2 separate regions of the Homo sapiens genome follow, and region 1 is linked to region 2. A link is a contact called in ENCODE Hi-C or POLR2A ChIA-PET data. All regions are on one chromosome and are shown on one strand. The core of a region is the stretch at or near the end of the contact, and the rest is flanking DNA. Distances in the headings are between cores, read along the strand shown.

Region 1 (5,889 bases), core at 3,297-5,796, 220 kb before region 2:
TACCCCTTTTTGCCCTTCCATCTTCTGTCATGTGAGGACACAGCATTCCTCCTGACCAGAGCATGCCAAGTTCACAGTGCCACCTTAGAAGAAGACAGGAGCCCTCACCAGGTGCCAGAACCTTGATCTTGTACTTCCCAGCCTCCAGGACTATAAGAAAATACATTTCTGGTCTGGCACAGTGGCTCATGCCTGTAATCCCAGCACTCTGGGAGGCCGAGGCGGATGGATCACCTGAAGTCAGGAGTTCAAGACCAGCCTGGCCAATATGGCAAAACCTGTCCCTACTAAAAATACAAAAACTAGCCTAGCATGGTGGCCCATGCTTGTAATCCCAGCTACTCAGGAGGCTGAGGCAGGACACTTGCTTGAACCTGGGAGGTAGAGGTTGCAGTGAGTCGACATCACACCACTGCACTCCAGCCTGGGTGACAGAGCAAGACTTCATCTCAAAAAAGAAAAAGAAAATACATTTCTGTTTTTTACATATTACCCAGTCTCAGGTATTTTGTTATAGTAGCACAAAATGAACTAAGGCACCTGTGAAAAACCTACAGCTAACTTCACATTTAATGGTAAAGACCTAATGCTTTTCCCTTGGCATTGGGAATGACCAAAGGATATCCACTCTTATAACCTCTATTTGAGATTGTACTGGATATCTTAGGTTGTACAGAAAAGTGAGAAAAAGAAATAAAAGACATACATATTGGAAAGGAAAAGTAAAACTGTCTTTATTTGCAGACAATATGATCACCTATAGAATATCCTATGGAATTGCTGAAAAAGCTACTACGACTAATAATTGAGTTTAGCAATGTTGTGGAATACAAGGTCAATATACAAAAATAAATTATATTCCTACAAACTGGTGATGAACAAACCAAACTTGATAATTTTAAAAGCAATACCATTTACAATAAAATAAAAATCGAAAATATTTAAGGATAAACTTTGAAAAAGACAACATTGCTGAGAAAAATTAAAGAAGACATAGTAACGGAGACATGCAGCATGTTGATGAATTAGCAGACTCAATAGTGTTAAAACATCAGTTCTTCCCAAATTGACCTTTACATTCAATAAAATTCCAATAGAAATTGTAGCATTCTTTTTTCTGTAGTAATTAAAAAGCTGATTCCAAAATTCATATAAAAATGGAAAGTACCTGGAATAGTCAAAACACATTTGAAAGAACAGTTGATAGACATATACTACCTGGTTTCAAAATTATTATATTCAAAATTATTATAAATCTACGGTATCAAAGGTATGGGGAATTGGCATAAATGAGACATTTCGAGTAACAGAATGGAAGACAGAGTCCAGAAAGAGACTCAACTGGTTTTCCGCAAATGTACCAGGTCAATTCAAAGGGGGAAAAATCTTTTCAATAAATGGTGCCAGAAAAATTAGTCATTATCCATCCCCCATGATTCTCAACACTTGATTCACATGATATGCAAAATATTAACGTGAAACTCATTACTGGCCGGGCACGGTGGCTCACGGCTGTAATCCCAACACTTTGGGAGGCAGAGGTGGGTGGATCACGAGGTCAGAAATTCTAGACCAGCTTGGCCAACATGCTGAAACCCCATCTCTCCTAAAATTACAAAAATTAGCCAGGCGTGGTGGCATGTGCTGTAATCCCAGCTACTCAGGAGGATGAGACAGGAGAGCCACTTGAACCTGGGAGGTAGAGGTTGCAGTGAGCCGAGATCGCACCATTGCACTCCAGTCTGGGTGACAGAGTGAGACTCTGTCTAAAAAAAAAAAAAAGGAAAGAAATGCATTACAGACCTCACTGTAGAAGTCAAAACTATTAGATCTAGAAGAAATACATAGAAGCAAAAAGGTTTATTTATTTTTTTTTATACAAGGTCTCACTCTGTTGTGCAGACTGGAGTGCAGTGGTGAGATCTGGGCTCACTGCAACTGCCACCTCCTGGACTGAAGTGATTCTCCCACATCAGCCTCCTGAGTAGTTGGGACTACAGGCAAGTGCCACTACTCTGAGCTAATTTTTGTATTTTTTGTAGAGACGAGATTTCTCCATGTTGCCCAGGCTGATCTCAAACTCCTGGGCTCAAGCCATCTGCCTGCCTTGGCTTTCCAAAATGCTGAGATTACAGGCATGAGGCACCATTGCCTGGTCTTAGAAGAAAATTCTATAGATGTTTAGTTTGTTAAAGAGTTCACAAAAAATCATGAAATAAAAGAGAAAACCAAATTTCACTTCATCAAAATTAAAAATATTTGCTTTTTAAAAGACATTACTATGAAAATGAAACAGCAAACCACAACTAGGAGAAAATCTTGACAAAACTTTTATCAGACAAAGACTTTATCTAGAAAATAAAAATATCTCTTCTAAATTAATAAGAAAGCAACTTTTTAATGGACACTTAAACACAGCAATTTGTTGAAATTGGGATTATATTGCATGTAATATTTTGAATCTTTATTTTATTTTTATTTTTTATTATATATTTATTTTCTGAGACGGAGTGTCACTCTGTCACCCAGGCTGGAGTGCAGTGGTATGATCTTGGCTCACTGCAACCTCTGCCTCCCAGGTTCAAGCGATTCTCCCACCTCAGCCTCCTTTTTTTGAGTTGGAGTTTCGCTCTCCAACTGTAGGCTGTAGTGCAATGGCGCAATCTTGGCTCACCGCAACCTCCACCTCCAGGGTTCAAGTGATTCTCCTGCCTCAGCCTCCCAAGTAGCTGGGATTACAGGCATGTGCCACCACGTCCAGCTAATTTTGTATTTTTAGTAGAAATGGGGCTTCTCCATGTTGGTCAGGCTGGTCTGGAACTCCCGACCTCAGGTGACCGGACCATCTTGGTCTCCCAAAGTGCTAGTATTACAGGGATGAGCCACCGCACCCGGCCCACCTCAGCCTCTTGAGTAGCTGGGACTAAGGCACATGCCACCACACCTGGCTAATTTTTGTATGTTTAATAGAGAGAGGGTTTCACTATGTTGGCCAGGCTATTCTCGAATTCCTGACCTCAAGTGGTCCAGCCGCCTTGGCCTCCCAAAGTGCTGAGATTACAGGTGTCAGCCACTGCACCCGGCTTGTATTTTGATTTTAATTTAACATTACATTATAAGCATTTTTACATATAGTGACATAATTTTTAATGCAATTTTTCTTTTGAATAAGAAACATTACATTGTTTATTACATACGTTGTTATATTATGTTATACATTGTATAATATAATTTATTTAACTTTTTTGGGGGAACACTTAGTACGTTCTCAAGTTTTCACTATTATATATAAGGCTGTGTTGAATATCTTTGTATGTTTGTGTTAAGCCATGTTCTTATTTTTTAGTTCAGATTATTAGAAACTGATAAATGACCAAAGAATATAAATATATTTAAGACTTCTGATACATAACGCCAAATTGATTTTTAGGAATTTTGCACCAATTTACACTCCTATTGAAAGTATATAAAAGTATATAAGATAGCCTGTCTTACCATATTCTTCAAAGCATTGAATGTCATGGGGCTCTTACATTTTAACACCATTTTTCCTCTCCATTTAAAGAAACAAGGAAATTCTTTGAAGGAAATTGTTATTTTGACATCCTATTTAAAATATATGACTCAGCTTTATGGAAAAGTAAAAACCAGAGCATTACTTTTATGAGATGAGCAGTGTCATATTTATTAACATTGCATTAAACTGCAAGTCATACATTTCTTACTCTAAAAAGCATGTTAATAATTTTATTTTTCTTTTGCTAATATACAAAATCTCTGCCATAAATAGTCTCTGACTCTAATACACAAGCAAGTAAACATTTTGTAAGACTTTTAAGGCATAGCTTGTGAAATGATGAGTTCACTTTTCTTTTTAGCTTAATGTTTTATTATAGGTTTTTGGTAGAAATTGTCACCTGGTGAAAAACGGTGATTACTTAGCAATCTGGTTTGCTAATGCCATCTTGAATTGCAGTTTCCATAATCCCCACATGTTGTGAAGAGACCCCATGGGAAGTAACTGAATCATGAAGATGGTTACCCCCATACTGCTGTTCTCATGATAATGAGTGAGTTCTCACAAGATCTGATGGTTTTATAAGGGACTTTCCCCCCTTTTGCTTGGCTCTTCTCCTTTCTGCCATCATCTGAAGAAAGATGTTTGTGCTTCCCCTTCTGCCATGATTGTAAGTTTCCTGAGGCCTCCCCAGCCATGCGGAGCTGTGAGTCAATTAAACCTCTTTTCTTTATAAATTACCCAGTCTCGGGTATTTCTTCATAGCAATGTGAGAACCAACTAATACACTTAGCTACAAATATCAGGTATAATTTTATAGATTATGAATAATTAAAACTATAAGGAATCACTCTAGGGCCTACAGTCTAAGTAGATTTTCTGGTTTCTAATTGTTGTATTATGCCCTGGAAAAAAAAACAAGACACAGATCAAGTGGATTTTCATTTTTGTGCATTCTATAATACAAAATGCTGAGTCATCTGGGTCTTTTTTTGTGTGTGTGATGATTCTGACCTTCACCCAAGTGATTCATATTTCCCCCTGGGCTAGCACAAATGAATTATTTTGTCTCAGACAGTCTGTGATGCTGGAGGGCCCTTGGCCCTCAAGAGAATTCAGGCAGGGCCAAGGTCCATAGGCCCAATGTTAGATCAGCTTTCAGTGGGATATTCGGAAAGAAAAATGGTTAAAAAGCAGACAAGTTATATTATTTGAAGCCAAAGAGTGAGTAAGTATACTTTGGATTAGGTCTACAAGAACTTGCACAGAAAGAAATTATCTAAAATGTGATTTAGAAGTAAAGCATGTGCATATGCGTTAGCAATTGCAGTATGTTATATAAATGTACTAAAATGATGAAGAGTATATTGAAATAATATGTGCAAGTATCTTAACCCTGGTGCTTTTATGGTGCTTGTTCCTTTGCAGGTCTTAACAAAAGTTTGCTAGGTGAACAAATGGTTGATAGCATTTGTTTACATAACAAACTTCTGTTATCAACCAAAGATAACAAATGGTTGTTATCTTGAAATCCAGAAAAAAATTAGAGAATAAAAGAACTCTAACAAAGGAGAGACAACTTGGATTTGGATGTTACAGAATAACCTTAGATGATTATTTGTGTGAAGAATGAAGACATGAATGTGAAGATGAGTAGTCTGAGTTACCTTGAAATTTAAATAAATCACACTTGAGCCTCTGTCAGCTATTGGGGTTCAGAAAATGATACCCCAAAATATGGTGCTTTGGCATGCTGAACACTTTGAAATAACATAATTTGGAAGGCCTCAGAAGCAGCTTTAGAAGCAAAGTCTCTCTCTGACCTTCCCTTGCCTTCCTGTCTCCCATGCTCTTCCTCCAGCGAGATAAGCCATAGAAATTAAATTCCCTTTTCCTGAGTCTGGTCAGAGAAACTAGAACCCCTCTCTACCAAAGCCAGTCATAAAACCTGGAAAAATTCCTCTAAGCTCCCCATTACTTTCTGTATAAGAGCTGGCCATAAAGACATTATCTGACCTGCCTTGACTGTCCTGTATCCAGGAAGAAGGGTTGCTCCACAGGAATGCCAAGAAGGATCTGAACAGACAGGCCTTCCTTGTTGCAGAGTATATTGGTCAGCTATATCTAGGCCAGCCTCAGAACTGAACCACCCTTCAAATTCATTTCCATAGTGGGGGAAAAACACCTTTTGAGTTCCAAAGTAGTTTACACCATATCTTTTTTGTTGTTTTGTTTTGTTTTTGAGATGGAGTTTTGCTCTTGTCACCCAGGCTGGAGTGCAATGGCACGATCTCGGCTCACTGCAACCTCCGCCTCCCAGGTTCAAGCCATTCTCCTGCCCCAGCCTCCCAAGTAGCTGGGATTACAGGCGC
Region 2 (5,706 bases), core at 181-2,680:
TGGTACCATCCAGTAGACAGATTTAGGTAACTGGAAATAAGCATGCCAAATTGTTGAAGAAAACAGGTGAACAGGGGGTCAAGTCCGAAATAGGCATCTTCCTGGGCTTATCACACTAAGATTAATTTTACCAATGTTTGATGAAGCTATCATGTAGTCAAACACAGAGAACCCTAAACTTAAGAAACTGCTACTAAAATTAATTGTACATGTGATTAAATGAATGGAAGTCATACCCTCTAAATCCTAAGTCCATTAAGACAAAAACATTTATAACACACTGTATTTATGACTTCTTGTGGTTCTTGAAAAGTCAAAAATTGTGTTTGAGGTTTATCTCGTTTTCCGTTTATAATATGCATTTTAAAAGTGGAAAAACTCAAGCACGTAACAAGTGAAAAACTGAACAACGTTGCCAAATTCCTAAACATACAATACTTAGCTCCAATTATCTCTGCATCTATTCTAAAATGGTTTAAAAAAAGTCTGAATCAATAAGCGCCTGATGGGCCTGGGATACTCCAATACAGTCTTGTCAACCAATAGGAAAACTTTTCCTAAATCTGGATTCGTCTTTCATCTCTTTATCACAAAACACCGAACACAAACCGAGATTGTTAACGGATAACCAAATGGCAAGAACCCCAGACAGAGTAATCAGTACTTGGATGTTAGGGCTGTTTTTAAGGACTTGAAATGAGACAGCTTAGGGAAGAAATGCGGGATTCATTTCTCCAAGTTATATTTGTAACACTTCTTAATACGGAGTTAAAAATGTGAACAGCCGAGCTAAAATGAACGCAGCGTGTAAAAGGGATCTGGACTGGAGCCTGGGGGTGAAGGAGGGACGAGGGGGGAGTGAGGGGCTTTCGTGACGCTCGGCCTGGGGTTGCTGGCGATCTGGATGGAGGGATGGATAGTTAAGCGAATGGCCAGGGCTGGATCCGAGATGCCAAGAGATGTCTCGCCCCACGAGCGCGCGCGAGTCTGAGCCGCTGGGGCAGCGCAGTGTGTCCGTTTCCATCCGCGGCGCCCGAGCCCGCCTCCATGTTCGCGATCTATGCCCCCGGGCGGGCGGGGACCGGTGCCTTAGGCCGCGGGGCCGGGAAGCCCGGCCTCACCTCGCCCGAAATCCCGGCGGGGACGGCGTTGCCCGAGGGGAGGATGCGCTGGGCTTTCCGCTCGGCCCCACCTGAGCGACCGGAGCTCGGTGACTCGACCTCCGGAGCCCGACCCGCCTGGGCCTGGAGATCACACGGCGAGGTCGCTGCGGCCCCGGCGCCCTCCGCCTGGCGCCCGGGCGCGGCCCCGCGGCCCTCCCCACGACCGGCTACCCCAGGACCACTCTCGCCGCGGTCCGCGTCCCCCACCCCCTTCCCGAGGACAAACCTGGGAGCCGCCACCCGGCATAGCCAGCCCCGCGAGAAAGCGGCGAGCGGGCGGCGGGGCCCGCGGAGAAGCGGCCACCGCGGCCCTCCCGCGCCAAGCCGCGCCCGCCCGCGCGCCCTCTCCGCGGGCCGCAGCCCCGGCGCCCCCTCCCTGGGTTGCACAACTCACAGCCCCAACGCGCGCGCACTCGAATCTGTTGCTCAACCTACTTGCATTCTCTTCTCCGCAGCCATCACTACATGCCCTGGAGCTGGGGCAGCCCCGGGGCCCTCCGGCAGGCGGCCGCCTCTCGCCTCAGCCCTGGGCTGCCGCGGCCGCCGCTAGGGCGCGGGGCGAGCGCGAGGCTCCCTCATGCCTCCCGCCCGGACAGCTGGCCGCACGCCAGGGCCCCGGCTCGGGCGCGCCCGAGCGCTGGGCTCGGCTCGGCCCTGCCCTTCGTCCGTGCCGCTGCTCCGCGGGCGAGAGCGAACCCGGCTCCGCCACCTCGCTCCGCGCTCCTCGCCCGCCCGCCCGCCCGCAGCCACCGCAGCCGCGCCGCTTCCTCCTCCCCTTCCCTCTTTTCCTTCTCCTCCGTCGCCGCCTCTGGAGCCGAGGTTGGCAAACCAGCACCTGCTGCTGGAGAACGCCGAGAACTGAAACAGGAAACCCTGAGCCAAGGGGAAAACCCGAGAGGCGTGGAGAGGGGTGAGGGGAGCTGCTGGAACCTGTCGGGCTCGACCCAGCCGCTGGGGCTGCCCGAGGTTCCCGCGCCGCCTCCCCTCGCGCCTATTCCCTGCCCCGGCCCAACCCAGCGGTCCCGACCTCCCCGCGCCTCTCCCCCGACCTGGTGCAGGACGGCGCCTTTCCGCTCGGCGACACCTTCTCCACCCAGCAGTAACACTGATCATGTCCCGGGCAGTCAAGGAGATCGACGGGCCGCCTTCTTAGGGCAGGTTCCCCGTAGTTGTTTACTTATCAATATTCCGTGATGAGGAAAAACCACACCCTGCATTAGCAAGGCCAATAAAAGAATTTAAACAAATGAAGCTGTTGGGATTTCACCCAGGGATAGGACTTCTTTCAGCAAGGAAATTGGCTTTGATGGAAATGGCAATCGTGTCAAAATCGAGGTTGAACCCAAGATACATCCAGATCTCTTTCAGGAGATCGGAAGGAAACAGCCCTTTGCACAGAGGTGGGCGCCTGAATCGCAGGCTGAAAAGCACCGGGAGCAGAGAGCCTTTCTACTTCTGTGAATCGTACAACACCCAGCACAAACTAAGTCAATGTTTCAGAAATGTTCAAATAACCTTATTCGCCTGTCCTTGGAATCATTACGAGCAGCCTAGGGCAGGATGAGTCTGCTTCTGGAGTGAGAGGGAGGGACACTGAATGGGTTGTGCCCCTACCATATGCCACGGGCCAAATAGCCTGCTTTAAATCCACTGTCCCGTTTGTCACCACAGCCATGTGAGCTGGGTATTAGAAACCCCTTTATCCATCAGAAAATCGAGGTTAGAAAATTTACCTGCAGTTACACAGCTTGAATGTGAGGTATTCAGGTCTGTTACATCTAAAGGACGCATTTGTTTCACTGGACCACGATTCATGCCTTTGATCAACTTTTTACCTTTCATAAAATTAGTTTTGCCTCTGAGTTGTTTTCAGTAGGGCATATATATGGTTTAAGCCTGGATCTGTTGAATTTGCTTGGACTGCCTAATGGTAGTGATATTCATGATGCTTATTGGGGTTCAAACTTGATAATTTTCAGTTTAATATTCTCTACCAAATGTAGGCCTTTATGGCTCAGTTGAGCAGCACAGATGTCCCCATCTTTTTGGCCAGCATCAGTTGCTCTTTAGCTGTTGATGTTGGGGTCCCAGCTGAGAGTATCCTACTGGCTGGTGCACATGAGCATCCTGACTCTGCCTGTGAGATGAAAGGAGAGTGTCTTACTGAGCCTGTTTTCCACGTCAGTAGGCCAGTCATGAAGCCGATTAAATAAAATTGCAGGTAGGCAGGTAGGCTGCCTTCTCTGGTTCTGTGGTGCACACTTTTTTTTTATATAGAGTCTGACCCTGTCGCCCAGGCTGGAGTGCAGTGGTGCGACCTCAGCTCACTGCAACCTCCGCCTCCTGGGTTCAAGCGATTCTCCTGCCTCAGCCTCCCCAGTAGCTGGGATTACAGGTGTGTGTCACCACATCTGGCTAGTTTTTGTATTTTTAGTAGAGACAAGTTTTCCCCATGTGCCCAGGCTGGTCTCAAACTCCTGGCCTCAAGTGATCCATCTTCCTTGGCCTCTCAAAGTGCTGGGATTACAGGCGTGAGCCACTGTGCCCGGCCAGGTCCACATTTTTTCATACCACCCTGAAGACCCTTAGGAAGATTGGTAGCCTGCTGTCTGCAGCCGGGTCAGATTTTTATTGGCAGGAAAGTAGGGGCTGGGAAAGCAGCCCCTTTACACTGTGCCAAAACCTTGGAGGTCTCTGGAGCAGAGTTAGAGGCCCTCAATCTTAGGATCTCTAAGGGACTTAGCAGGGACTTAGAACGAGACTGGCTGTTTGACGATAAGTGACAGCATCTATGGCACGGCTTTAGTGATGCCAGGAAGTTCCTCCACTCCGCAGTATACTGCCCACACAGTCTACCTCTTACCTTGTATCCCACAGTTGACTCAGCTGAACTCCATTGATTAAGCTTGGTTAAAAATCAAGGTAAAAGAGATGAGTAATAGTTATAATAACTAACATTTAATGAATGCTTACCATGTTCCAGATACTATTCTAAGCACTTTGCATGCGTTGTCTCATATAATGCCCACAAAACCCCTATAAGGAAACACCTATCACTATTTCCATTTCACAGACGAGACAACTAAGACCAAGATTATAGTCAGTAAATAACAGTGCAGGGGCTAAAATGCAGTCAATTTGACTCTAGAATCAGGACCCATTATGTGAATAAGATACAGTAACTGCCCTTATTACTTTACTATTTATTTGGAGAAATAAAAACACATGAAAAATTAAAAGAAAACTAAGAAGAGAAGATAATTTATAGGTGTCAAATGTGAGTATAGGTAATAAATGCCATGAGGTATCAGAAGACAGAGAAATCACTTTAGGTTGGGGTGGTTAGGAACACTTACATAGAAGATGAGTCGGGGTTTCAAAAAGGGGAGATTTGAGCTGGATTGTGATGAATGAGTAGTATTTTGATAAGTGGAGAGGATAAGGAAGAACATATTCATAGAATTGATAACATATACGAAGAGTGCCAGGGAAATTTGGGGAACAGGATAACAAACAGCTGGAAAGGAAAAGTAGGACAAAATTACAGAGATTTGCAAAACAAGCAAGGAATACACTCTCACTCATGCACAGAGTGAGAGAGCAAGAGAGAGAAAGAGAGAATTTGGCTCCATGTAGTCTGTGTACTAGTAGGGAATCTGGAAGGATTTTGGTCAGAAAGTGATAATGTCCCATTAGAGGAATACCAATATTGTGATGGTCACCGGATGGTTTGGAAAATGGAGGGAAACAAGTTTGCAGGCTAATATGGGAGAATTGACCTGAAATCACGAAGTGGACAGTGAGAGAGGGAAAAGAAGAAATGGGCTAGTGAGACACTGTGGTATACAAATCATAGAGGCTTTGTGAATGATTGAGTGCACTTAGTGGAGATGGACTTAAGAAAAGGAAGAAGTCTAAAATGACTTCATGGGTGCGAATGTGAAACCTGTAGCATTACTAATGGAAAAAAGGGGCAGTGTATGAGTACAGAAACTACTTTTAAAAACGTTCAGAATAGTTTGGTTTTAGGCATGTATTTGAGTTAACAGCAGGATATGCATGTGGAAATATTTTATAGTCCTATCTCAAAAAGGCAGATAGTTCAGTAAATGAGAGTATTCATTATCTACTATTGAGAGCGTCAGTATGAAAATTTAAAATTTTCACTATGATAACAACAACCAGGCATGGCTGTTCATCTTTAATAAACCAGAGTGGAAAGAAAATTTCAAATAAACATAAAATGTTTATATGACTCAGTATTAAATAGGCATTAGGGAATTCCACTCATATTCTCTTTTTACCCCCAAATTATATTTACTTAGAGAGAAAGAGACAGAGAGAGAGAGAGATAATGAATATATTGGGAAGAATTTTCATGGGTTCAGAGGATGTTAGGATAATGAAAAGAAACTTAGAGATCATTGCAAAATTGAGGATCAAATTCTGAACATCTGATAGTAGACTTCAAAACAGGCATTAGGCAAATATGGCACTTTAGCTATTATTGATTCTGGATAGCCAAATCTTTTTTGGTTACAAA

Evidence for each region. A loop is a pair of places that touch in the nucleus more often than their neighbours do. ChIA-PET counts read pairs that join two places held with the same protein, here RNA polymerase II (POLR2A). Pooled maps may share reads with other maps.
Region 1: a loop to region 2 is called in a map of endothelial cell of umbilical vein, with 2.0 times the contacts of the local background. The contact joins the enhancer-like site here to the promoter of ZC3H12C in region 2. A Hi-C loop is called at or near these places in 1 of 168 maps with a recorded cell type or tissue (endothelial cell of umbilical vein) and 2 of 50 pooled maps. POLR2A ChIA-PET finds 5 or more read pairs at or near these places in 3 of 52 experiments (H1, Panc1 and activated T-cell).

Annotation. Positions count from the first base shown.
Region 1 is chr11:110,310,633-110,316,521 of GRCh38, reverse strand. No RefSeq gene overlaps it. Among named protein-coding and RNA genes, the nearest start is that of RDX, 17 kb to the right of the region's middle. Within about 2 kb of position 4,546, at least 2 of the 41 ENCODE cell types and tissues checked have a DNase peak (open chromatin) inside an H3K27ac peak, as active enhancers do; they include endothelial cell of umbilical vein, where a contact is called at or near this core.
Region 2 is chr11:110,089,116-110,094,821 of GRCh38, reverse strand. ZC3H12C (zinc finger CCCH-type containing 12C) reads right to left here and starts at 1,430. Exons shown (of 6, transcript NM_033390.2): 1 at 1,390-1,430. The coding sequence starts at 1,410. RefSeq lists silencers at 1,071-1,540, 1,601-1,860, 2,161-2,220.